2 separate regions of the Mus musculus genome follow, and region 1 is linked to region 2. Evidence: chromatin loops called from intact Hi-C (ENCODE). Cell type or tissue: left cerebral cortex. All regions are shown on one strand. Links, peaks and the distances in the headings refer to the core of each region. The heading gives the core; the rest is flanking DNA. Region 1 holds the start of Shank3 (SH3 and multiple ankyrin repeat domains 3). Region 2 overlaps Shank3 (SH3 and multiple ankyrin repeat domains 3).

Region 1 (12,210 bases), core at 1,490-9,489, 57 kb before region 2:
TATAGGATATGTTCTTCTAGTTGGATTGCCTTGTCTGGCCTCAGTGGGAGAGGATGTGCCTAGCCCCGCAGAAACATACTGAGGTAGGGGCAGTGATCGGGATGTAAAGTGAATAAATTAATTAAAAAATGATCATTAACACACACACACACACACACACACACACACATATGGTGAGAGAAATAGATATATAGATATATTGATAATAGATATATAGATACAAATGCTCACACTGGTTTTCATTTTTAATGCTTAAAAACATGTATAGTATATATTAAACCTTAAAAAATTTCAAACGATTTTATGAGTTTTGTGCTTAAACTTTATGTATTTGCACTGAATACATGCAGTGCTTCCTGAGGCCAGAAGGGGGCATCCGAACCACTGGAGATGGAGTTACAGATCCTTGTGAGCCATCCTGTTGGTGTTGGGAACTAAACTGGGTCCTGTAAATGCTCTTAATCACCGAGCCATCTCTCCACCCTTTGTTTGTTTGCTCTGTTTTTGTTTTTGGAGACAAGGATGGTCTGTGTAGCCCCGGCTGTCCTGGAACTCACTCTGTAGACCAGGATAGTCTTGAACTCAGAGATCTGCCTGTGCATCACCAGGCCTCCCTTGCTTGGTTTTTTTTTTTTTTGAGATGTAATTTCATTATGTAGTCCAGGTTGTCCTAGAAAATCCTAGGATTTTCCTCCTTCGGCTTCAAGATACAAGGAAAATCTTCACAAACTGCACAAAGACCAGTATTGTCCAGACCATCTTTCCTGGGTCATAATGCAGGTAGAAATCATTAATAGCTCGTCCACAAACTATATAGTCTCCATTTGAAAATGTAAACAAGCATATTCTTGTAACCCCCGACCAAAAATATATAACAGAAAACTAAAAAATGAAATAAAAATATTACATATCAACACCTATAACTCAGACGACGAGTGGAGATTACCCATGCTGAATGTTTGTGAAGAACTTAGAAAAAAAAAAGAAATGAAACACAAGAAGTGAATCAGATAACTATCAGATAAACTCAAAAGCAATGTAGAGAAAAACAAAGTAGCATAAAAAAAGAGCTGAGCAAACCCAAAAGCTCGGAGGCTGACGGACTGATGGCGGTGAGTTTGAGGAGGCCTGGGATACATCGCAAGACTCTCGCTCAAACATCGAAGAGCAAAAAGCTGAATCTTAAGAGATTCTTATTCCTAGAGGAAGAAAAATCAGACTCAAGATGAGATGGAATATGAATATACCTTTAGCTATGACATAATCAGGAATAATAAATACACACATGCACGTGCGCGCGCGCGCGCACACACACACACACACAGAGTGGGGATCTAGACAGCTTATAGTCAATCAATTTAGCACTCAGAGTTTCACCTACTCCACAGTGAGGAGGTCTGAGCAGAAGTTGGGTGTAGTCTTCTAGGGGATGGTTTAATCTCCGGCTTACTTAGACAGCCAACAAGCTGAGCTGCACTGTGTACCAGGGCTTGGACACAGCAGAACCAGAGAGGCTAATAAGACCCGTCTCTACAGGGGGCCCACCTTCTGGCAGGGAAAGACAGATGCTAAGCAACAACAAAAAGGCATCACAGTGCCTTGAAAGACAATGGCAGCCTTACAAAAGAGAAAGCAAAATCTGCACAGAAGTGAGCAATCGGCAAAGAAGCACGGGGTGAGGTGGGTTCACAAAGGGAGAGATGCAGCCTGGGAGAGGAAAGGCATCTTGGAGATGGCCTGGGTGAGCTGAGTAATAGGAGGGAGAAGGATGCTTGCAGGAATGATGGATGGAAGGAAGGAAGGGATACCCACGGATGTGGGAGAGAGGCAAATTACCTAGCAGACAGAGGAACCGACAGGGCCAAGCAAGGTCAACCAGAGGGCCAGTGGGTACGAATGGAAGTATGAATCACAGGCCAGAGTAAACTTAGGGTGTGGATGTGCTGAGCATGGAGATTTGGGCATCTCCAGGGGATGCTTAAGTAGTGGACCCATGGAAGTGGCCTGGGGGCAGCTGCAGGAACAGGGGGCTGAGGACGACTGCTGTGTATTTGCTCCCAATCCCATCCACATGCCCTGCACTCGTTACAAATCTTTCTCCACCCCCAAGTCTTTTGAAGCTGTGTAACCGAAAGTGCACCAGGAGGAGGGGAAGAAGTGTGTGGCTAGCCAAAATAAGATCTTTCCAGAATTTTGGCCCTGGTGAAAGGAAGGAATAAGCAAACCACCCTGGCATTTGAAGGTAGGGCCAAGGCAGTGTCCTGTCACCTTCCCTGGGAGATAGGGGGTCAGATGGGCCTGAGGGAGGGCAGCTGGGGCTGCTCAAGTGGCTTGGGAGAGGTAAGGAGGAACCTGAAGTTATCCTCAACAAAATAATTGCTAAAACACCTCTATCCTATTAATTAGCTCTCCAGGAACCCATTGGGAAAGACACCCATGTGTTTCTGGGCATTGTTACTGTTGTTGTTTAGCAGGGAGCAGGCTGGGGCACTGTGAGATTCACTAAGAGTGGGCCAGGCACTGTGCAGGCCACAGGCTTGATGTCACCCTGGGAGTGTGAAGGCTAGTTGGGGCCAGAGATGGGGGTCAGTCTGCAGGTAGCTGGTTAAAAAAAATACTTTCTCCCCCCAAAGCTTGGCAACAAAGATCAAACATAATTAGATTCACTCAGCAAGGGAGGTCAGGGGAGGCTTAAGGGCTCCCACGAGGTCCAGTTTGGGATAGTAAGCCTGAAAGGGTAAGACCCAGGGCTCTGGGTCCATTCAGGTCAAGGACATGTCTACAGAGTGCCCAAGGCTGGCCAGCTGCCTGATTGAGGACATGGGATTCCTCCACTCCTGTCTTATCACTGGTGATCTCTAGCCATCATTTTCCACCAGCAGGCAGCTAGTTTAGGGGAAAGGGGAGCTGGAAATAAAAGATGGGTGGAGATTTTGATGGGAGGGACTGGGTTTAGCCAGAGGGAGTTGGGGCAGGGGTCAAGGCGGAGAGGAAAGAGGCAAGGGAGGAAGATGTTAGAGACTCCAGGGTCAGGAAGCAGAGTTTCCTCTCTGGGTTGGAACACAGGAAACCCAGCCCCGAGCTTCCCAAGGTGCTTCCTGGAGATAAGGGAGACTCTTTCCTCTCCTGCTCCTCTGACATCCTGCCCTAAGCCCTAGGGTACCCTAAGTTGCACCACTCAGGCACACCTTGGGAGGGGCTTGGAGGTCAGAGCCTACTGGGGCTTCACTTCCCCAAGCACGGAGGGGTCCACCCAGGCTTGAGGGTAGCAGGGAACAGACGTACAGAGGCACTGGAGACTCAGCTCTGCCGGGTAAGCGGGTTTTTTAAGGGAGGTTCTTTAGGGAGAAGGCTCTCCCTCAAGGGGTAGGGATGTGGGAGTGAGCCAGGTGGTCCATGGAGGACAATGCTGTGTGGTTGCGATTGGTCAGAGAGCCCTATATGGAGTCATGAAACATTTTGGGAAAGTGGAGGATCCGTGGGGGAGTGCAGGCTGTTCTGGGGGGGGGCAGTCTAAGCCAATCACTGTTCTGTGTGGGGTGAGGGCATTTCTGAGGTGACCCAGGTGGTCAGGGGGTGGGATCTGGGGAGGCTCTATCGTGTATAGGACCAGGGTAGTCCAGGGTTATTCCTGGGATGCGCAGGAATAGCCAGTTTTGTGGGCGATCCAGGGTTGCTCACGGAGAAGGTAGGAGAGGCTGTGGCTAAGGGGATGCTTTCTGCCACTGGCAGAGTTCCCGGCCAGGCTGCTCCACAAAAGCTGTCCAGTTTGTGCCGCCACCGATGAGTGGCTCTCTGGGGCCTTTAGGGGGTGAGGTGTAAGTCTAGGTATGCGGGAGAGTGCAGTGGAAGGCAGTAGACACTACCGAGTAGGGCAATTCATCCATTCAGGGGCTACACCTTTCTGGGCCTTGGGAGCTAGGCCCCCGTGCGTTGGGCACTTCCGAGGCAGCGCCGGGCTAAGGCTGGCACGCCACGCGGGCGGCGCCTGAGTTGGTTCACTCGCAGCGCTCCCCTCCCCGCCCACTCGTCACCCCCTCCCGCGTTGCCACGACAACGTGTGAAACTAAAATTCAGTTCCCCGCCGCAGGTGGAGACTAGTGGCGCCCCCTCCCCTAAGCCTTTCCTCGTAGGTCGCGCCCCCAGCCTGCTGTCGCTAAGGTGACGGGGAGGGGGCGACCAGCTGCAAGGTTGGGCTACCCAAGGTGCGGGAGGCCCGCAGAGTCCGGACAGACTCCCCAAACTCGGTTGTGGTGGGGGCCGAGAGGAACACCCTGGGCGCGGTTAGAAGGGTTGGTCTGGGGGGAGCTCCCGTGGACTGCAGCTCCGCCCTGCTCGCGCCTGGGGTTTGCAGCCCTCCGACTCCCACCCAGCACCGTGCTCGGGTGACCCCACCACCTCCTTGGGGTCTGGAGTGGGGTCGGCAGACTGGGGAGATTTCCACCCCGGGTCACCAATTTTCCTGCTTGTCTCTCCCTCTCAGTCGGCCTGTGGGTCCTCTTGCCCCGACGCGTTCCCCACCCAGCTCTAGAACCCTCCGTCACCCCAGTACGGTGGTCTGCGACGCTCGCCTGCAGCGGAAGCGCGGCGTGCCATCCCCCCGCTGTGTCAGCCACTCCCCCTCGACAGCCAACCCCCCCCCTCTTCGGCGCGGGCCCCCGGCCCCCGCCCTCTGCACCACACGCCCACGCCGCCCCGACCCCGCGGGGGACCCCAGTTTCCCGGCCCCGGGCTTCCCATCCCCGCCTCCGGCGCGGCCCCCTCCCCGCCTCCGCTCCGCTCCGGGCTCGGGCCCCCTCCCCCCGCCGCCCCCGCCCCCGGGGAAGGCAGGCGCCGCTCGAAGCCGGGGCCGATGCAGCTAAACCGTGCCGCCGTCGCCGCCGCCGCTGCGCCTGCGGAGCCCCCGGAGCCGCTGTCCCCCGCGCTGGCCCCGGCCCCGGCCCCCCCCGGCCCCCTCCCGCGTAGCGCGGTCGGCGGGGCTCTTGCGGGGGGTCAGGGGGGGCCAGGGCGCCGCGCGGAGTCCCCGTGCGCTCCTCTCTCCGCCGGGAACAGTCCGGGCCCGGGCGCTAGCACCGGGATGGACGGCCCCGGGGCCAGCGCCGTGGTCGTGCGCGTCGGCATCCCGGACCTGCAACAAACGGTGAGCCTTTGCGATCTCGCCGTACCCCTGTGTGGCCCGCTAGCGGTGACCCCCGCCGGGCGCGCCCTGCGCCAGGACCCCCGGCCGTGGCCACTCGCCCCTCCCCCGCCGCCTCCGCGGGACCCTCCCCATCGCCGGGGCGGGGCCCTGGAAGCCCAGCCCCGGGGCGGGGCCTCGGCCTCTGCGCGGTGGCGCGGGGTCCCTGCTCTCGCTCCCCAACTAGCCCTCCAAAGCGGGGCCCGGGGCGCGGGGCCCTGCGCCCGCAGGTCCGGGCTCACGACTCGCTCCGCTGCAGAAGTGCCTGCGTCTGGACCCAACCGCGCCCGTGTGGGCCGCCAAGCAGCGTGTGCTCTGCGCCCTCAATCATAGCCTTCAAGACGCGCTCAACTACGGGCTATTCCAGCCTCCCTCCCGGGGTCGCGCCGGCAAGTTCCTGGATGAAGAGCGGCTCTTACAGGACTACCCGCCTAACCTGGACACGCCCCTGCCCTATCTGGAGGTGCTGGGCCGACTGGGGTGGGGGTGGAATGGAGCGCTCAGGGTGTGATCTTTGAGCTCCGTGGCTGGAGCAGTAGAAGGGCAGGCCGGGAGGAGTTGGCGACAGGCGCGGTGGGGGGCTGTGTGCAGCCTGAGCAGTGTGCTGAGAGACCGAGGTGGGTACACCTCGAGTGCAGTGGGCAGGGTGAAGTGCAAGCTGCCTGTGTGGTAAGTGGTGTGTTGCAGCTTAAGCATGGAGAAACAGTGTGAGCGCCGTGTGTAGAGCGCTTGCAGCGAGCAATCTGGACAGCACACAATGAGCACATGCATGCCACACATGCACTGCACTCGGGGCGTGTGTGTGGTGCGAGCGGTTTAAGAGTGAGTGCGTTAGGGGTCATGTGGTGCGAACAGTGTCACTTGTGTGCACATTTGCCTCCTCTTGCCACTCACTCCCATGTCTTCTGAGGTTAGCCCAAAATAATATTAACACCATTTGTGACATATAAAGGTGATTTGAGTGCCATTCCATAGGGACGGAGACCTAGTCTCAATAGGAAGGGCTCGTCCTGTGTGTGTGTGTGTGTGTGTGTGTGTGTATACACCAAGGTCAAAGTTGGTCTGACCCTCATGGAATTTCCACCAGGAATTGGGTTATTTCTACTTGGAGTGGAAGTGTCTAGGAGAAGCTTAGTTTCAGATCTTGGGAGAGCAGTAGAGTTTTCCAGGTCCCAGTGGTGGAAATGAAGCTGACTTGAGCTGTGGGCCCACCAGGCCATTAGTTGGCCAAGTACTTCTCTGGACTGCCCATCGTTTCTGGGTAGTAGGTGGTCAGTAGCTGTCACTTCATTTCTGTCCACTCTGTACGTGTGTGTCTGGGACTTGCATGGCTGTGCGGGAGTGACACTGTGGGCAGGAGGGAGGCAAGCAGCCCGAGGTGGTAGCCACCTCTTGCTCACATGGGCCTGTGTGGTAGTCTTCTCCCCACCTTTTCTTTATCTGAGCAGTTCCGATACAAGCGGAGAGTTTATGCCCAGAACCTCATAGATGACAAGCAGTTTGCAAAGCTACACACAAAGGTAAGGAGGCAGTCCCTGGAGGGGACTCCCCATGGCCACTGACTGTCCCCATGCTGGCTTGACCCAGCCTGCTTTTCCCCCCAAGTTGATTTCAGGGCCTGAGCTGGAGCTGGGCATGCTGGGTGGGCACAGGCTCCATGCCCATGGCTGGTCCAGTGATAGGTTGCAGCTTAATCAGATATTGGCTGGTGTAGGGGTGAGAGCCTTGTTAGAAGCTTGGGGGCTGGGGGGGGGGCAGGGCAGGGAAGCCAATAAGCATCCAATGTGTTGGCTCTGAGAGGGCAAGAAGTTCTCTATATAAGGAACACAAAATTAGGTAGCTCATGAATTCTCTTCCAGGAGGGATTTGCTACACATTTTACAGGTGAGGCAGAGGGCTTGAGTCACCTGCTGTGACTGCCCGGTGAAGCTGGCTCAGATCTGTCTGACTAGGTAGGCCCTGTGGCCTGGGTACACTTAACCTGTATAGTGTCTTTGCATCTGGGACCTACTCCCAGATATAGAGTATAGGGCCTGACTCTATTCACTTTCTTTTTGAGGGGGTACTAAACCCCTCCTGGGTGTCCAGGGGGCAAGGTGGGTGTCACAGCCCCTTTCCAACTCCCCCAGTTCTGTGGATCAATGGGAATTTGTTCATGGGATACTTTCTTGATGGGCTCTGGAGTATAGGGAAAGGTCTTTGTGACCCCATCTGTGGTCCTAGATCCTTACGCTTACTTGAAAGACTTTCCTGCTGCCCCAGGACAGGTGACAGTCAATGGCCATGGCTCTATGCTGGGTAGAGACCATGTCAGAGAGGTCTTTGTCTCTCCCTCCACCAGCCCTTGTGTGACCCTGGCACCCTGGGTTCTCCAGCTCTTTTCTCAGGTGCCCGTAAGACATGAGAGCCACTTGCCTTTCAGAAAGTCATTTGGTTTTAGGATGGACCTGGACTTCTGACTGCAGCCCTGTCCCCTGGCTTGCCTGGGGTCCGGCTATCCCTAGCTCTCTCTGTTACCTTGGGGCTGGCTAAGGTCTTCCTAGAGGATTTGCATAGCTTCTTGTAGGGTTTGAGCACCCTGACCCATGATGCTGGTCCATGAGGCACCCTTTTCTGTCTGTGGTATAAGCTGCTTGTGAATGCCTGGGCTGGGACTCCTTGCCCTGTGTGGCTGGCACCTGTACCACCAGACAAGGCCAGTCAGTGAAACTTTGCCGGGTGAAGGACTGGAAGGCAAAGTCATGTCATAGGTGTGCCAGGGGTGTACCATGGGATGTAGGAGGAGCTAGTAAGATGGGGTGGAGGAATGAGACCAGAGTTGTTAGGATTTGACACCTGTCAGAATGGCCTCAGTGTTCTTTTAGGCTGAGGGAAGGGACTCAGTTGGCCCGTGACCGGGGTGACCAGGCTGGGATGTGAGAGTGACCAGGCTCAGGATGACACTGTTGAGGGTCTGCAGGGAAGGGATTTGAAAGTACACGGGTCCAGCCAAGCTGGAATGAGACCTGAGGTAAGAGTATAGGGTTGAGGATGAGCAAGCTAGGTGACAGGTTAGACACATTGGGGTTAGGGACAGGTGGCCTGGAGCCTGCTGGAGGATGTCGGGTGATGCTAGGATGACCCTAGCTTTGGCACTCAGCTGACTTGGATTGCTCATGTTCTAGGCAAACCTGAAGAAGTTCATGGACTATGTCCAGCTACACAGCACAGATAAGGTGGCCCGCCTGCTGGACAAGGGGCTGGACCCCAATTTCCATGACCCTGACTCAGGAGGTGAGGAGAAGAATGGGGAGGGGCTGTGTTTTTGACCGGCTGGGACCCTAACCTTCACTTATGTCCCATTCCAGAGTGCCCTCTGAGCCTTGCGGCACAGTTGGACAACGCCACTGACCTCCTGAAGGTTCTCCGCAACGGCGGTGCTCATCTGGACTTCCGGACCCGAGATGGGCTGACAGCCGTCCACTGTGCTACCCGCCAGCGGAACGCAGGGGCATTGACGGTTAGTGAGGGCAGGACCCTGGTCTGGAGGGACTCAAGGCAGAAAGCTGGGATGGGCATGGATTTTGAGGTGCCTTAACCCTCAGACCCTGCTGGACCTGGGGGCTTCGCCTGACTACAAGGACAGCCGCGGCCTGACGCCCCTGTACCATAGTGCCCTAGGGGGCGGGGATGCCCTCTGTTGCGAGCTGCTTCTCCATGATCATGCACAGCTGGGGACCACTGATGAGAATGGTTGGCAAGAGATCCATCAGGTGAGCAGGGGGACCTAGGCTGGGGTCCAGGCTGTATGTAGGTGGTCCTGGCCTCTGTCTGGGATACTTCACACTTCTCTTCTCCTCAGGCCTGTCGCTTTGGACACGTGCAGCACCTGGAGCACCTTTTGTTCTATGGGGCCAACATGGGTGCTCAGAATGCCTCGGGAAACACAGCCCTGCACATCTGTGCCCTCTACAACCAGGTACATCTTGAGTCTTACCCCTCTGTGGGCTCACTTACATTTTCTGTATGTTGTAAAAGGGTGACTCCATGTGTGGATAGGATGCGCCTGCACCTAGGTGACTGAACATCCCAGCTCGTGTGACACTCCATGTGTAGGTTCTGTGCCCGGTCTGGTTACTGGGTAGTAGTTCCTGGGTGGCCCACTTAAAACACATCTGTTCTCTGAACACACGTATGTGGCAATATATCCCCATGAATGTTCTTAGCATCTAGCTCTCAGATGAGAGCTACTTACATAGGTATGCGCTGACGAGTTTGTATGTGTGAGTGATTCTTGCCCCCTGTACACCACGTGTGTGTCCTGCCATGGCCTAGCCCTCCCTTTTCTGCTGCCTGGTGTGATTGCTGCTGTCTCCTGACAGGAGAGTTGCGCGCGCGTCCTGCTTTTCCGTGGTGCCAACAAGGACGTCCGCAATTACAACAGCCAGACAGCCTTCCAGGTACAGGCTGAGCCCGGGGCGGGTGGGGGGCGGTTGCTTATGAGTCCCTATTGCCACTTGACTTTGAACCTTGACTCTTCTTCAGAGGGCAAAAAGGGAGTGCTCACTCACTTTCAGGACTGCCACGGAAGGTGGTTTTATGAGTGGGCTAGTGTGGTGCCCAGAATGTGAGGGAGGGTTTGGTGTGGTGGTTCCTCCTGCCATGGAAAAACATCCGATGACTCCAGAAATCTGGGAAAGAGCCAACTGGAGAGGGCAGAAAGACAGGTGTGGTGGGCCTGACTCCCCAGAAGCAGAAAGGGGTGCGGGGAACAAGGCTGAGATGGGTGTGGTCTGTACTACACCTGACTTGACCCAGGTTATAGTTCTGAGCTGTTTGTCAGCCAGGCTGGTTGGCACTGGCTAGCCAGGTAGCTATCATCTCTGCGGCCTGGAGTTTTGCAGGAGTTGAAGGTGTCGTGGGGATTCATGAACCTTGAAAGTAGCAGGGAAGGGGGTGTCTGTTATTCTTAGTTGGAGCAGAGGCCCCCTGAGGATGTCAGAAAGGCTATGTCTGGGAGTTCGAGGCAGGGGATGAAGGTTTGAGCACACCCAGAAGTAGATACGCCCGGACCTATTAGCTGTCCGGATTTGGGGGACTCCGGAAGAATGAGGGCTGAAAGATATGGGGCTGAGACTGAGATAGGAACTGTGGCTGCATATAGGGGCAGATAAAATGTTCTACCAGTGTGAGCAGATCTGTTCATGTTTTAACTCTAAGCCCTGTGTCCCAGAAGCACCCCAGGACTTAGGCGGATAACGGTAGTCGGCCAACCCTAGTTACTGGCATCCTTGTCTCTTGTCTTTAAGAGGTGAGGTCCCAGTAGACATTTTGGCTTGACTTGAGAGGAGAGTGGCTTTGGGAGGATCCCAAAAGTAGGAGCAGCTGGGGTGGGATCAAATCTGGGTTGCTGAGCCTCCTTCCTTGACCTCCATGTCTCCCCCCGCTCTCCCAGGTGGCCATTATTGCAGGGAACTTTGAGCTTGCCGAGGTAATCAAGACCCACAAAGACTCCGATGTCGGTGAGTTCTGCCCCACTCAGCTCCTTCCTCGAGGTGCTGTGCTTGTCATAGGCAGTGGTGGTGTAACAGGACCCCAATATGTCAAGACCGTTGTCACCAAGTGACCTCTGCTGACACAGGAAATGAGATGAAAAAGAGCCTGTGTGGACTGAACAGAATTCTTGGTCAGGGCCTGGAGCAGGTCTGGGCTCTGGGCTGGAAGAGCCTTGGGCCCAGCAGGGCTTGGGCTTCCCATTAGGTGCTAGGAAGGGTCTTCTGAGACCAGGGGGTGGTAGATCTCACTCCAGCCTGGAACATGGCTGGGGTTAGCTTCCTATGACTTTCTATGTGACAAGATCCCATGAACATAGCCGACGAGAAAAAAAAATCACAGGGGTGTGGATGAAGACCGACGTGGGGATAGGCTTGTGGCTGGCGACTTGGCCAGCAGGTTTGAGCTCCCAGGAGGCAGCGCTTAAAACAAACTTGGCATATGTGGAAGTCCTAGCAGGAGAGCCAAAAGATGCAAGGCAGAAGGGTCAGCCTATGTTTCTGTGTATGTGTGCGCGTATGTGTGAGGCGGGGTGTGTGTGTGTGTGTGTGTGTGTGTGTGTGTGTGTGTGTGTGTGTGAGTGAGTGAGAGAGAGAGAGAGAGAGAGCTTCTGGAGCCAGGCTGGTTCGCACTGGGTATAGGTGACTAAGTGTGCAGGGTACTGTGGGCCCCTCCTCCACTAAAGCAAAGCCTTCTAGCCATAGGGATCTCTTAATGTTCTGGTAGGCTTTTCTGCCTGTGGCTCTTTCTGGAACACAGAGCCCCAGGCTTCCCTTTCTTCTGTGAGGATTACTTGAAGTGTCCCCATTTTTTTTTTTCAGTGACATTGGGCAGCAAAAGGCTGAGGCTGGCATTAATCTTAGAACATTCCTCCGTTTTCTGTCAGTCTGGCCTGGGGGTTCATTTTTGGATGGGGTTAAGATTAAGGTCAGTTTCATGTTTAGGGCTCTTCCTTGAGCTGCTCTCTGCTAATAAGGCTTGGTTACGAGCTCCTTGAGCCTTGCGAGGTGGGGCCGTAATGATGGTTGTACCGAGCGTGGGTGGCTTCCCCAAGAGAGCTGAGTGACTTCATGATCCGTGGTACAAAGCTGGGTCCAGGTTCATGCAGAAAGAGTGGGGGGGGGGAATAGCTGGGTTGATATAGGGGCAAGAGAGAGGTGCAGTTTGAGTGGGGGTGAGAGTATTAGTGACAGTGTTTTCTAGGACCACCCTGCTGTGGATCTTTGGGGGGTCTTGTTTCATCTGCTTGTCTAATCGTGAGAGAACTGTTAACAGTGCGGCACCTCACCACGTCATAGGTGAAATAGAGCATCTTAGAGTTATCGAGTCTTCTTTCACCTTGGTCTTTTATAGCACTTGATCCTGGCAGGGTTTGGGTTCTAGGAAGCGGCCTGTTTGTAACTGGGTCTTCAAGGGATGAGGAGCTTGTATGGTCTCAAGCGTGAGGGGTAGAAATATTTCTCTACCCCTCATCCTAGGATTCTGGGGGTCACCATCTATTT
Region 2 (12,210 bases), core at 2,404-10,403:
TTTAGGGTCTAGTAGATGAACAGGAGCTTGGGAAGCTCACATTGCTCTCTGAGAGGTTCAGGGACAGGGGCATTCCTGTCCTTCTCACGACCCGTTCTTAGACTTTCTCCCTTTTTGGCCTCTTCCATCTCTTAAGTCTGAATGCCCTTTTTTGTACTGCAGTGATGAAGGCACCCTTAGAATGGGCAGTGGCTGTGAGCCAGTCAGGACACGTGGCTGGGTCCCAGGTTTGTCTACAGAACTGGGTTTTCAACTTTACTCGGACCATTTTCTTCCTTGTCTTTTCTTCCACTATCAGCCCCTCTGTTTCTCTCTGCCTCTTTTTTTTTGATGAATGTTAGAAGTCACTTAAAGTACATAACATACTGCCTACCCTCAGTAATCACATATTAAGCCAATGAACAGAGGAGGCTTGGTGCAAGTGCTTTGTCCTAAGGCAAAGTTCATGGAAGCACAGATGGGCAAAGATCTCTTGGGCATCTAGTAGCACCTTTTGGTAACACTCCATCTGTGCTCAGTGATTTCAGGGTGGTTTGCAGAGGTAGACCTTTGCTGTGTAGCACACTTATGCATATCTTTTGTATATGAGTGATACATTTTATCATGTTCATCAGTCATTTTAACTTCACTGAAGCACCTTGCACCCTGCTCTTCCATTTGCCTCTGTATTCCATTCTGTTCCCACTCACTTTTCTTCCCCATTTTGGATCTTTCTTTCTTTCTTTCTTTCTTTCTTTCTTTCTTTCTTTCTTTTTTTTTTTTTTGGTTTTGGAGGCAGGGTCTTGCTATGCAGTCTGAACTGGCTTTGATCCTCCTACCTGTCCCCACAGTGTGAGCTGTCACATCCTCGCACCTGGATGAAACAATGGCCATCTGGAGTGTGTCCTGCCACCTACCACAGTGCTTTCCTTTCTGGCTGCAGGCTTGGAGCACTTGTGGCTCTGTACACAGCTAGCTTATTTCAGACCTGGTCTTTTGTCTGGTCTTTGTGGACACCCTTACTTTGATGTCTGTGGGGGCTGTGCCTCAGCTCTGGCTTTGTAGCCAGTGGGGGCTGGAATCTGGCATTTGGGTCTTACTTTGGCATACAGATCACTAATGAGCCTTTCCCTTAGAGAAGTGTCCAAAGCGTGTGAAGTTCTGATGTCTAGGTGTGACTGTGTCCTTCTCAGGACCTGTCCTGCTTTGGCAGAGCACACACCCTTGAGCCACATCTTTGGTCTGTGCATGGTTCCCGAGCCTTACCTACCAGGCTCATCTCATCTCCTCTTGATGGAGTCCACCAAGGACATGACCCTCTTCATTCATCATCTCTGAAGATGCCTCAGGCCAGGCAGCGATGCCTTCTAGCCACAGGTGCTCTGCAGCCTGAGCTTTTTGTAGACAAGTTAAACTTGCCCGTGTTTCACAGGAAAAGCTCAGTAACTTGGAGATCAACTCGTTTGCACAGGGCCCAATGTTGGGTTTTAGGTTGAGGCTGGAAGGTACATTGTTGTTGGTGCTACTGCTGAGGTCTGTGATCCCACCTGTCTCTCACTTCAGCTTGCAGGTCTCGCCCCTGCTGATCAGATCCCTGTCTACTGAGAGCCCTGGGCTGCATCTTACTTGTTCATCACTTAGAGCCCGACCTTGGGCTCCACACCTGGTTGTGGAGCTCTGCCTGTCTGTCAGTCGTGAGACCTGCGCCTGTCTCCCGTTCCCCTTGTCTTCTGGGTCTCATGTTTGGACTTGAATCTTACATGTGGTTTGAAGCCTACAACAGGGCTCTTTTGCTTTGGCTTTCAGGGTCTTTCTGGGGAGGGGCTCTGGGGTGTGTGTGTGTCGAACTCAAGGCCCCGAGCATACTAAGCAAATAGTCAACCACCGAGTTACATCTGCTTTGTTTTATTGAGATGTGAGACCTTTCTTTCCTTACATTTGTTGTATGTGTGCGTGTGTGTGCATGTGTGTGTGTGTGTGTGCATTATACACGCTTTATGGTATGTATGTGGAAGTCAGAGAACCTGTGGGAGTCAGTACTCTCTTTGCATTTTGTGGGTCCCGGGGATTGAACTCAGGCCGCCAAACTTGACTGCAAGTGCCTTCACCGACTGAGCCATCTCACCAACCTGAGAGTTTTTCCATAGAGCTTAGGCTGGCATTGAACGCGATGTGTGGCTCAGCTTGGCCTTCAGCTTAAAATAAACCCTCCTGCCTATGCCTCCTTAGTGCTGATATCACAGGTGTATACAGGCATGCCAGCTGACTCAGTCTTATACCTGATCGTCACTTTTCTTCCTTTTTTTTTTTTTTTTTTTTTTTAAAGATAAAATGACTTTGGAAGTATTTGCTACAATACTTTACGGAGCCTTTAATTTTTTATTATTTTTTTTATTAGATGCTTGTGTGTGGGTGGTCAAAGTGTGCCCTGTTCTTTAGACCTATTGAGGTCACTGCTGAGATTTCACAGGAGACCTACTTTCCAGTCAGACTGCTCCACAGAGCCCTGTCCTGACTGTTATCAGTCCTGCCTGCATGTTAAGGGGATGGACAGAGCCTAGGTTCTGGGGAAGTCATACATGAAGGTCCCCAGTTGACCCCAGGAGACTGGGGACAGGATTCATTGTGTCCCCGCAGAGCAGTTGCATGAAGTTATAGGCAGATGCATTGCTAGGGAACAGAAAGAGACCATAGAAGAGGAGATGTAGGAACACATGGCATGTCAGTGTTGAACGGGCCCGGCAGTGAGGAGTGAGGCCGAGGCAGGAGAGCTGCCGAGCCCTGCCTGTTCCTACTGGGAACTGTCCTGTAATGAGGCCTCTGAGTTGCCAAGGGCCATAGGCCTAGGTCTGATCCACATGAGTGCAAAGGTGGGGATCGTGACATAGAAGCCAGGCCAGAGTACGAAGGAACCTTTTCTTGACTGTTGGTACCAGTGGGCTGACGGAGGTAAGGCAATCCCAGGACGGTTTTTGTAGGACGACTTTTTTTTTTTTTGTCAGTGTGACTTATATCCCTGAGTTTGTGCCAGGCTTTGGGAGTCAAGGAAAGCCACTGAGAAGGAAGTGAAGGGCCGGGATGTTGCTCAGTGGTTAGAGGGCTTGCCTTGTGTGCATGAGGCCTGGGCTTTGTCCCTAGCAGAGAAAAAGGGAGAGGGGGAGGGGGAGAAGAAGGAAGAGAAGAGGAGAAGGGAGAGAAGGGAGGAAAGGAGGGAAGATGGTGAAAGACCCTGAAACTCTGAGGGCCCTGGACTCAGGTGACGAGGAAGACCTGGGTTAATGGGAGGAATTGGTGACATTCCCCAAAGCTGAAAAGGTAGAGGAGCCACAGTCCTCTCGTGGGTGCTGCTCACTGAGGCAGAGTTGGACATCCTGCATGTTAAAAGGTGTTAGGAGAGCCCAGTGGAAACCTTGAGCTCAGAATGCCACCGATAGGCCCTCGCGCACGGCATTCCTGGGCTTGTTAGTCACATCAGACAATGGGTAGATGACATAGGCTGAGACCGTGCAGACCATGAAAGACCGCGGTAGGCTGGAGAAGCTGTCCAGGAGGTAGGATGCCGAGGGAAGGGCTCCTCCAAAGAATCAGGTCATCCCAGGGGACCCCTGCGTCCAGCCTTGGTGAATGCCACAAACAAAGGCCAGTTCTCAGCGGCTCCCAGTTCCTGGGGCAAGATCGAGTGTCTTAGAGTAGTGGATGCTGTGAGGTGACCATGCTGTGGATGCAGCCTGAGCAGAATGTGATTGGCCAGTCAGCTACTGGGTGGCAGTAGCCAGAGATGGGTGTGCAGAGGTGCCGTAGACAGGTTAGAATCAATCAGATTTTCACCCTGCTGGGGTTTCTGTCCTGGGGAGGGGGGCTCAATGTGGGTTGAGCTCTTCCCCAAGATGGGGGCGGGGAACAGACACTGATTCCTTGGCCACTCCTTCCTGTGCATACCCTTCCTTGGGCTTTTCCCCTAGGCCTCCCAACATTAGCAACACTGGTGGAGTTTTTGAGGTATATGACTGGCTCTCTCTCCACTCCCAGTCTCCTGGGCACCTTAGAGGCTAGGTTGCCCTCAGCCCAGGCCTCCAGGTCACCCTGCCAGGAAGGCAGAATTTGGTGCCATTCAGACAGCTGTGGCTACTTGTCCTAGCTTAGGCCTTTTGGACCCCAGAGCCTCCCCACTGCACTGTCTTATGGCTGTCTTGTCCCCTCCGGTTCAGCAGTAGACTGCTGAAACCTAACCTTTGGGGCAGGTCTTGCTTAGACATTTGTTCAGTGATACAGATGCCCATGCTCGGGTCAGCATGGATTCAGGGGGGAAAGCAGCGAAGGTGACATTGCCTGGCCTTGTTGGGCTCTGTAGGTGGCCAGAGTCTGACCTCACAACTGTGCTTCCAGCACTGCCTCCCCGAGGACCTCACCGCCTCACCTCTGCTGCCCACTGCACTTTGCCCCAAAGCCAGGATGGCTCCCCGAGGCCAGGTTCCATGGGACTGAAAGTTTCTTCCGGAGGCTTTGTCTGCCTGTTCCCTTGTATAGCCCTCAGATGTTCCTGGAATCTTTGTGTTGGTGGCACTGGTTTGGCTTATCCGAGCAGCTCTGCCCTGGGTCTGAGCAGTTGGGAGGAAGCCGTAGGGATGGATGGCTGAGGAGAAAGCTGCTGCGAGTGATCGAAATGAGGTCTCTAGGGAAGGACTGATCTTGCACGGTGCAGGGGAAAAGTTGAAAGTTGCTTCAGGGAGCATGCTTGCTAGCTTGCTCTTCTCAGTGATGGATTTCATCACCTCACAGCAACAGCTTGAGGAAGAAGGATGTACTGTGGTTCCTAGTTTCAGAGATTTCGGTCTCCGTGGTGGCTTGGCCCCCATTGCTGTTGAGCTAGTCACAATAGGGAAGGCTCAGTGAATCATTTCCTGGCAGCCAGGAAGCAAGAAGGGAAAAGAGGGGGCAGGAATAAGACCATCAAGTCATGAAGTCATTGATGTTTGTTGTGATCATTATTTTGGGGGGTGGGGCGTTAGGGACAAAGTCTCAACATGTAACCTTGGCTGGCCTGGAGCTTGCTTTGTAGACCAGGCTGGCCTTGAACTCAGAGATCTGCCTGCCTCTGCCTCCTGAGTGCTGGGATTAGAGGTGTGCGCCACCGCCACACCCGACCCCAGTCAGTGTATTCATTCATAGATTAGGGCAGCCCTCTCATGATCCAGTTACCTCTGTGATCCACCACTATACCTTCTGAGTGCAGACCTTTTAGGGGGAATATTGCAGAGCCAAGCTATGCAGCAAGGAGAGGGGCACGTTGAGGGGACTCCTGCTGGTGTGGGGTTCTGGGCCAGGTGGGTAGAAACTTAGGCCATCCTAAGGGAGAGGACGTTGCGGGGGTGAGATGGCCACTGGAGAGAAGTCGGTCAAACGTTAGAGTGACTATCAGACTGCAAGGCACTGCTAAGCAACACTTACGGTCTGCACCTTATGCTGGAGGGAGCCATCGAGGCCACTCCGGGGCAGGCAAACCAGGTGCCTTCTGTCCAAGCTGTCCTGGGTATTTTCCGTTCCCCAGTACCTCTGCAGTAGACGGGCCTTTCCTTCTGAGTTCCGACCTCCATAGAGCGTCCCACAGGGGTCCCTGAACCTGGCTGCCCATTGTGTGGTTGTGACTGAAGGCATTGTGGGCCTGGCCTGCTAACACTCTCTCTCATTGCTCTCTCCTGCCCATCTATCTGCATGTGGCTGCTCTGTCTAGCTGCGCGGTGGTCCCGAGTGCCGGCTGTGTAAGTGAGCATGCCCATCCCATGCCTCTCGCAGTCCACATGCTGTGCCTGGCTGCGCCCCCTGGCTGCTCTGCATGGCTGTGTGGGGCTCTGGTGCTACTGACAGCTACTGAGGCAATCCTTGGACACAGTGAGGGGTCGAGATGGGGGATTGGGTGGGGGTGCTATGGGAGTAGGCTTCCGGTAGAGCAGCCGCGCTTCCGGTAGAGCAGCCGCCTCGGGCTGGCCTTCCCTCCAGCCAGGCAGGCTGGGGCAGGGCTGGAAGTCCAGGATCCTGGCAGGTGAGGCTGGGAAGCGAGGTACCATCTCTCTGCCTTGTGTGTCTGCCTGTGTGCTACTGCGTTCCTGTGAGCACCGCTGCATGTCCACAGCACATGTAGTCTCCATTGCTGCTGTGGTGTGCTCTCCTGTGCAGGGAGACTCTCTTCCTGTTACCGTGTTCTGTTGCCTTGCACCTCCTGTGGGTGTGAGCCCCGCCTGGTGTTTGTCTTCCGTGTTCATGGACCTGTCACGTCTTGTGCCACTGCCAGCCTTTACCATGACTCCGCCGTGCCCGAAACTGGCCTGGGTTGCTCTGGGTCTCTTCAGACTTGAGAGCAGTATGCGGGGAGTGGTGAAGATATTGTTCAAATTTTATAGTCCAGAGCATCTGTGGATGGAACCCACGCCCAGAGGCTGTGTTAGAGGCTGGCAGGGTGGGGCAAGCAGCTTCCGTCCATGAGAAAAGTTTCCTTTGGTGAACTGCCCTTGGGGCCTCCATGGAGCGCAGTGTGTGGGGACAGTCTTACTCCTTAGAATCCAGTCAGTTTGAGAATCCCCCAGAGCAAGGCACTGGTCCTGACCTGACCCAGGATGTTTGTGTTTTCAAAAAGAATGACCACAGGATATTCCTCCAGCCCTAGACCTCTTGGCTCTGCTGCCCTCTCTGTCCACTCCGACTTTATTTTCCATCCCTCACCTGGCCCTCACCCACTCTCCCTCCGCAGGCTCTTCAGCAGCCTCGGTGAGCTGAGCACCATCTCAGCGCAGCGCAGCCCGGGGGGCCCGGGCGGAGGGGCCTCCTACTCGGTGCGGCCCAGCGGCCGGTACCCCGTGGCGAGACGAGCCCCGAGCCCAGTGAAACCCGCATCGCTGGAGCGGGTGGAGGGGCTGGGGGCGGGCGTGGGAGGCGCGGGGCGGCCCTTCGGCCTCACGCCTCCCACCATCCTCAAGTCGTCCAGCCTCTCCATCCCGCACGAACCCAAGGAAGTGCGCTTCGTGGTGCGAAGTGTGAGTGCGCGCAGCCGCTCCCCCTCACCATCTCCGCTGCCCTCGCCTTCTCCCGGCTCTGGCCCCAGTGCCGGCCCGCGTCGGCCATTTCAACAGAAGCCCCTGCAGCTCTGGAGCAAGTTCGATGTGGGCGACTGGCTGGAGAGCATCCACTTAGGCGAGCACCGAGACCGCTTCGAGGACCATGAGATCGAAGGCGCACACCTGCCTGCGCTCACCAAGGAAGACTTCGTGGAGCTGGGCGTCACACGCGTTGGCCACCGCATGAACATCGAGCGTGCGCTCAGGCAGCTGGATGGCAGCTGACGCCCCACTCCCTCTCCTGTTCCTGCTGCGCCCTGCCGGCAGGGCCCCCACCCCTACTCCAGGCCGCAGGCTCGGCTCGCCCCCTACCACGGCGCCCGGGCCAGGAATGTTGCATGAATCGTCCTGTTTGCTGTTGCTTGGAGACTTGCCCTGTACATTGCTTAGTGCCCTCCCCTGCCGCTGAACCCCACCCAGCACACAGTAAGGGCGCGGACCAGGGGGGCTGGGTGGAAGGGGGTGGGGGCAGGGTGCTCTGGCCTGACCACTTCCTCCATAGCTCCTGGTGGCCATTCTTCCAGAGGGGGAACCTAGTCCAGCATGCGAGGTCAGGACACGCCTTGGTGACTCGGGGGGAGGGGGGAGACATTGGGGTTCTCGATAGGGGCCAAGGAGCCCCCTGTTTTACATATTTTAATCCACTCTATATTTGGAAAGAGAAAAGGAACAAATATCTCTGTCCGTAATAGTTCCCGCCCTCTTCCCCTCTAGTCCTCTCGCTGGTCCCGCCACAGCTGCCCAGTCTTCCATCTCTGGCCCCTCACTGCCACCCCATACAGGGCAGGGGACACTCCAGCTGGCCTGGGGTTAGCCAGGGTCCTGGCAGCCCACCCTGGGGACCCCGGCTCAGCCCCCCTTCCCTCGCTGAGCTATAGTATGCCCCACCCACCCTTTAGGTGCTGCTCAGGGGGACGGGTGGCAGGCATTGCCTGCTGGGCACTAGCAGGGCCAGGTGGCCTGGGAAATTATTGCCCTGGGGCTGGGCCCCGGTAACCCAAACCCCAGCCATCATCTTCACAGGGTCTCTCCCACAGGAGGGGTCTAACCTTTCCCACTTCTTGGGCAACTACAGCAGAGAAGCCTCCCTGCCTCGCACCCCAAAGACTCCCCAATTCCTGCCCTGTGTGTGTGTGTGCGCCACATAATGTGTGTGCACGCCTGTGTGCTTGTGAAAACTGGGTGTGGCTGAGCGCATGGGTGCCCTGTGTGTGCTTGACTGTGCAGTGGTCCCCAGGGGCTGTTCTGGATGGGTGGGAGGTGGCGGCAGAAGCTTGCACAGGGTGCATGCATGGGTGTGTGCCCGGGAAGGGGCCCTGTCCTGCTGGTGGGTCCTGCTGTTCTCTCAGCCTGTCCCCTCCTCCCCAAACCTCACCCAGCTTAAGCAGGGATTCTTCGTGAATCCTTTCAGCTTCGGGAGGCCTCAAGGGCTCCCCCCGCAGGCAGTACCCCTTCGGGCTTCTAAGGGAATTGTGGGGACCACTAAAATCAGGCCACAACAGCCCTTGGAGAGAGGCAAAGACTCCTGAGGGTCCCCTGGCCCCCTTACTGTGACTCCTCACACTCAGCAATGACCTGTGGGGTGGGGGGCCCTGGGGCATTTTTAAACATCGGGTTTGGAGTCTGGACTAAGCTCCATCCACGTCACTCACAAGTTTCTGTTTCTATTTCTAGCTTTTTTTAATAAAAAATAAATAAATAAATAAATATATAAATAAATATATATATATATAAAAGACAGAAAACAGGTGTTTTCATGGCCCAGGGGCTTGGCACGCCGGTCTGTGCCCACCTGCCCCACCCTGGCCCATCGGCCCCATTCCTTAGACACAGAGTCACACCCACTAACCCTCTCACCAACAGAGCAGGTCACACACACAGCAGCAGTCACTGTAACAGACTGCCACATACACAGTCTCACATTTACCTGTGGGTTTTTGGTTCTGTTCAATTTGGGTTTTTAACTTTACAGGGTCAGTTCCGCTTCTCCCCCCCCCCCTTTTGTATGGAGTTCCATCTGGGGGGCTTTCAACCCCCTGCTCCAGTCCTGAGGCCTCCTGACCCTGACGTTGTGATACACCCCACAGAGATCTATGTTTCTTATATTATTATTATTAATAATAATTATTATAATATTATGTAATAAATTTATAAGAAATGAAATCATGTCTCAGTTTGTGCTTGCTTAGGGTTAGGGAGTAGGAGCTGTCCCTCAGGTACCACAGATCCACAGCCTTGGCTCCGTGTGCCTTTAGACTCCGCAGTGTCTTTGGAGCAAGCCTTTCTAGACGTTCTTGCTACACTGACCTCCTTCAGTTTGCTAGACCCTGGCTTGGGCTTTCTGCAGACTTTTTAGTACCACACTTTTTTTTTAAAAAAAAATATTTTTAATGTCTAACTATGTCTGCGGAAGCGTATGATGTACGTGTGAGGGTGCCCTCGGGAGGTAGCCAGGGTTTAGGCAGTTGTGAGCTTCCCCGATGTGGGTGCTGAGAACCAGCCTCTGGCCCTCCGCGAGGACAGCAAGTGCTCTTACCTGGCTGAGCCATCTCTCCAGCTCTCCCGGTAGTGAGTGACCTCTAGACTGATGGTCTCCTGGGATCCCTGTCACGGTTTCATCTTTGCTTTCTGGGGCTGGGGCTGGGACCCAGGCTGGGACTTTACCACTGAACGATACCCCCACCCCCACCCCCCACCCCCCACTTTTAAAATTTCCAGCGGTGTCTAGTTGTTTAGAAAAGCAACTTTAAGTTTCAAACCTCATATCCCTTTCTGGGTGCTGGTCCTCCCCTGCTCACTTCCCTTGGGTGGTTTCCCACCTCCATTCCTACCTTCTGCTCCTGCCCCCACCAGATGACAATTGAAGCTGGTGAGGGCCCCCCTTATGTCCTTCTAGCCCCTCCTATACTTTCTCCCCCTGCTGTTCCCAGCTTTGCTATAACCGCACCCACTCCTCCCCTTACTATGGCAGCCCTTCAATGCCCATTATTCCAGGGGGCCCACCTTGCTCTGCTTTTCTCAGAGTCCAGGTTGGATCCTCAGGGCTCCAAGTATGGTCTCCAATTAGAGGGAGATGGATGCTTCTCAGATCGAACAGTGTCTACTCCCTTAAGGGTCAGAACCAGCTTCTCAGAGATGCGGGGTCTACCTTTTTCCTGTTTCCTCTGAGCCAGGAACAGACCTGACCTTCAAGAGCATGTTTATAACAATGCCAGCAGCCAGCCTTCACCAGCCAATCACATAGCAGGGGGAAACCCACACTTTGTGACTTTGGTAGGGGTGGCTAGCCATGAGCACAGCCAGGTGAGCAGGCAGGCTAATTGCTACCCAACAAGAAGTTGGAGAGAGAGCCAAGGGATCAAGAGATGTAACAAGCTGGAAGGGAGGGGCTTCAGAGAAGGCAAGCTGGTTGGTGGGTGGGGCGTCAGGAATACAGACCACAGATCCTGATGCTCCAGAAGTTATCCCAGAGTCAAGGGTGGGGCCGGGGAGGAGCTGGTTAGCAAAGTGGGGAACAGAAGTAACCCTGGATAGCAAGGCATGCCTTTGGCCTTGTCCCCCAGGGAAAGCAAGTGCCTGAGGTGACGTCAAGGAGCAGGTGACATCTGGTGCCCTGTGCTTCCTTGCAACTTAATTACGAACTTAGACCTAGCTGGGCTATGCACCTCACAGGTCACCGTAGCCCCAGGGTAGGTATCAGGCTTGTAGCTGCTTCTAGAACTGGAGAGGGCTTATTCTGCAGTGTTGACGACACTGGGTCTCTAGACTCATGCTTCCTGAATAGTTTCAACTAGGTGACTCGTCTTTGATTTTAAAGTTTATTCTCAGCACATTCACTGTACACTTGAGTCAACAAGGCCCTGATGCCACAAAATGGTACACATAAACATTTAAAATGGACATTTAAATAATTCTCCTGGGTTTACATAAAAGTTCTGGGAACCACATTTCTCACAACCACCCGTAATGAGATCTGACGCCCTCTTCTGGTGCGGCTGAAGACAGCTTCAGTGTACTTATGCATAATATTAAATAAATCTTTGGGCCTGAGCGAGCAGAGACCGAATGAGTGGGGTTAACTGGAGCGAGCAGAGCTCCTAAGGATTCAATCCCCAACAACCACATGAAGGCTTACAACCATCTGTATAGCTACAGTGTACTCACATACATAAATAAAACTTTAAAAAGACACTGGGGTAGGGAATATTAATGTTCTGTTTGACAGATGTGGAAAGTGAGACAGAAGCAGCAGGAGATGTCTGTTAGACAAACCCTGTCTATTTCTGGAAACCCTGTCAGGCAGTGTTGGGCCACTTGCCCCCTTATACCAATCGAAGAGATGGGTAGTGGTGGAAAGGAGAGAATGCAGATTTAATCGTGTGGCATATTGGGAAGGGGAATCAAGTCAGACATGAGCTTTAAATAGGGCAGGAGGCAAGAAGTATGTATATGAAGCAGTCCAGGGTCAAGTGTAGCTCTACTGAATCACTGTCTCAAACTTAATTTTTCTGAGGTAGCAAAAGAAGTCCTTATTGCATGAGGGAAGCAATGTAAAGATTCTCACAATGTTATGATTCCAGCTTTAGGGAGTAGCCTTTACCACCATAGGCAAATGCTCTCCCTTCATGAGTTATCTGTTTGCAGGGCTCTGCTATACAAAGCATCCAAAGTGGCTGGAGGTTTAAAACGATGGCTGGAGACGCTAAGGGGCCCTTTTTGGGGTCCGTAGCAGGATACTATAAAGCTGACAGTAAGAGGCTGGGAAGATGGATCAGTGGATCAAGAATGTGCCTTGCAAGCAGGAAAGACCTGAGTTCCAAACTCCAGAACCCATGTAAAGCTGGACACAGTACCATAGGCTTATAATCCCAGTTCTTCTACAATGAGAAATGGGGGCGGGGCAGGGCAGGGCAGGGACACGTGATTTCCCAGCTTGTTCCCTGGCATTCACAGCAGCGAACAACAAAAAGACTCTTTTGGACAAGGTAGAGGGCAAGGATTGAAGCCCAGGATTGTCCTCTGATACTGAAAACGTGCAGTGGGGGCATTTGAGTGGGCATACACAGGAATATTCAGGTACACATACACACACACACACACACATACACACACACACACACAC

Evidence for each region. Peaks named below come from ENCODE experiments on the same cell type or tissue, not always from the same donor. Only the 100,000 strongest peaks of a DNase experiment are listed, where the experiment ranks them.
Region 1: a loop joins it to region 2, with 5 times the contacts of the local background. A loop is called at or near these places in 2 of 42 quality-filtered maps.

What each region holds. Positions count from the first base shown.
Region 1 is chr15:89,494,780-89,506,989 of GRCm38, forward strand. Shank3 (SH3 and multiple ankyrin repeat domains 3) reads left to right here and starts at 4,829. Exons shown (of 22, transcript NM_021423.4): 1 at 4,829-5,140; 2 at 5,436-5,639; 3 at 6,625-6,696; 4 at 8,341-8,449; 5 at 8,524-8,675; 6 at 8,761-8,928; 7 at 9,018-9,134; 8 at 9,538-9,615; 9 at 10,611-10,677. The coding sequence starts at 4,853. In left cerebral cortex, for the core only: a CTCF peak has its summit at 3,960; DNase peaks (open chromatin) are centred at 3,417, 3,746, 3,968, 4,811 and 3 more places; H3K4me3 peaks cover 3,566 bases; H3K27ac peaks cover 3,687 bases.
Region 2 is chr15:89,551,011-89,563,220 of GRCm38, forward strand. It overlaps Shank3 (SH3 and multiple ankyrin repeat domains 3), which reads left to right. Exons shown (of 22, transcript NM_021423.4): 22 at 6,725-9,251. The coding sequence ends at 7,313. Among named protein-coding and RNA genes, the nearest start is that of Gm36221, 11 kb to the right of the region's middle. In left cerebral cortex, for the core only: CTCF peaks have their summits at 5,803 and 8,527; DNase peaks (open chromatin) are centred at 5,775, 6,255 and 8,481.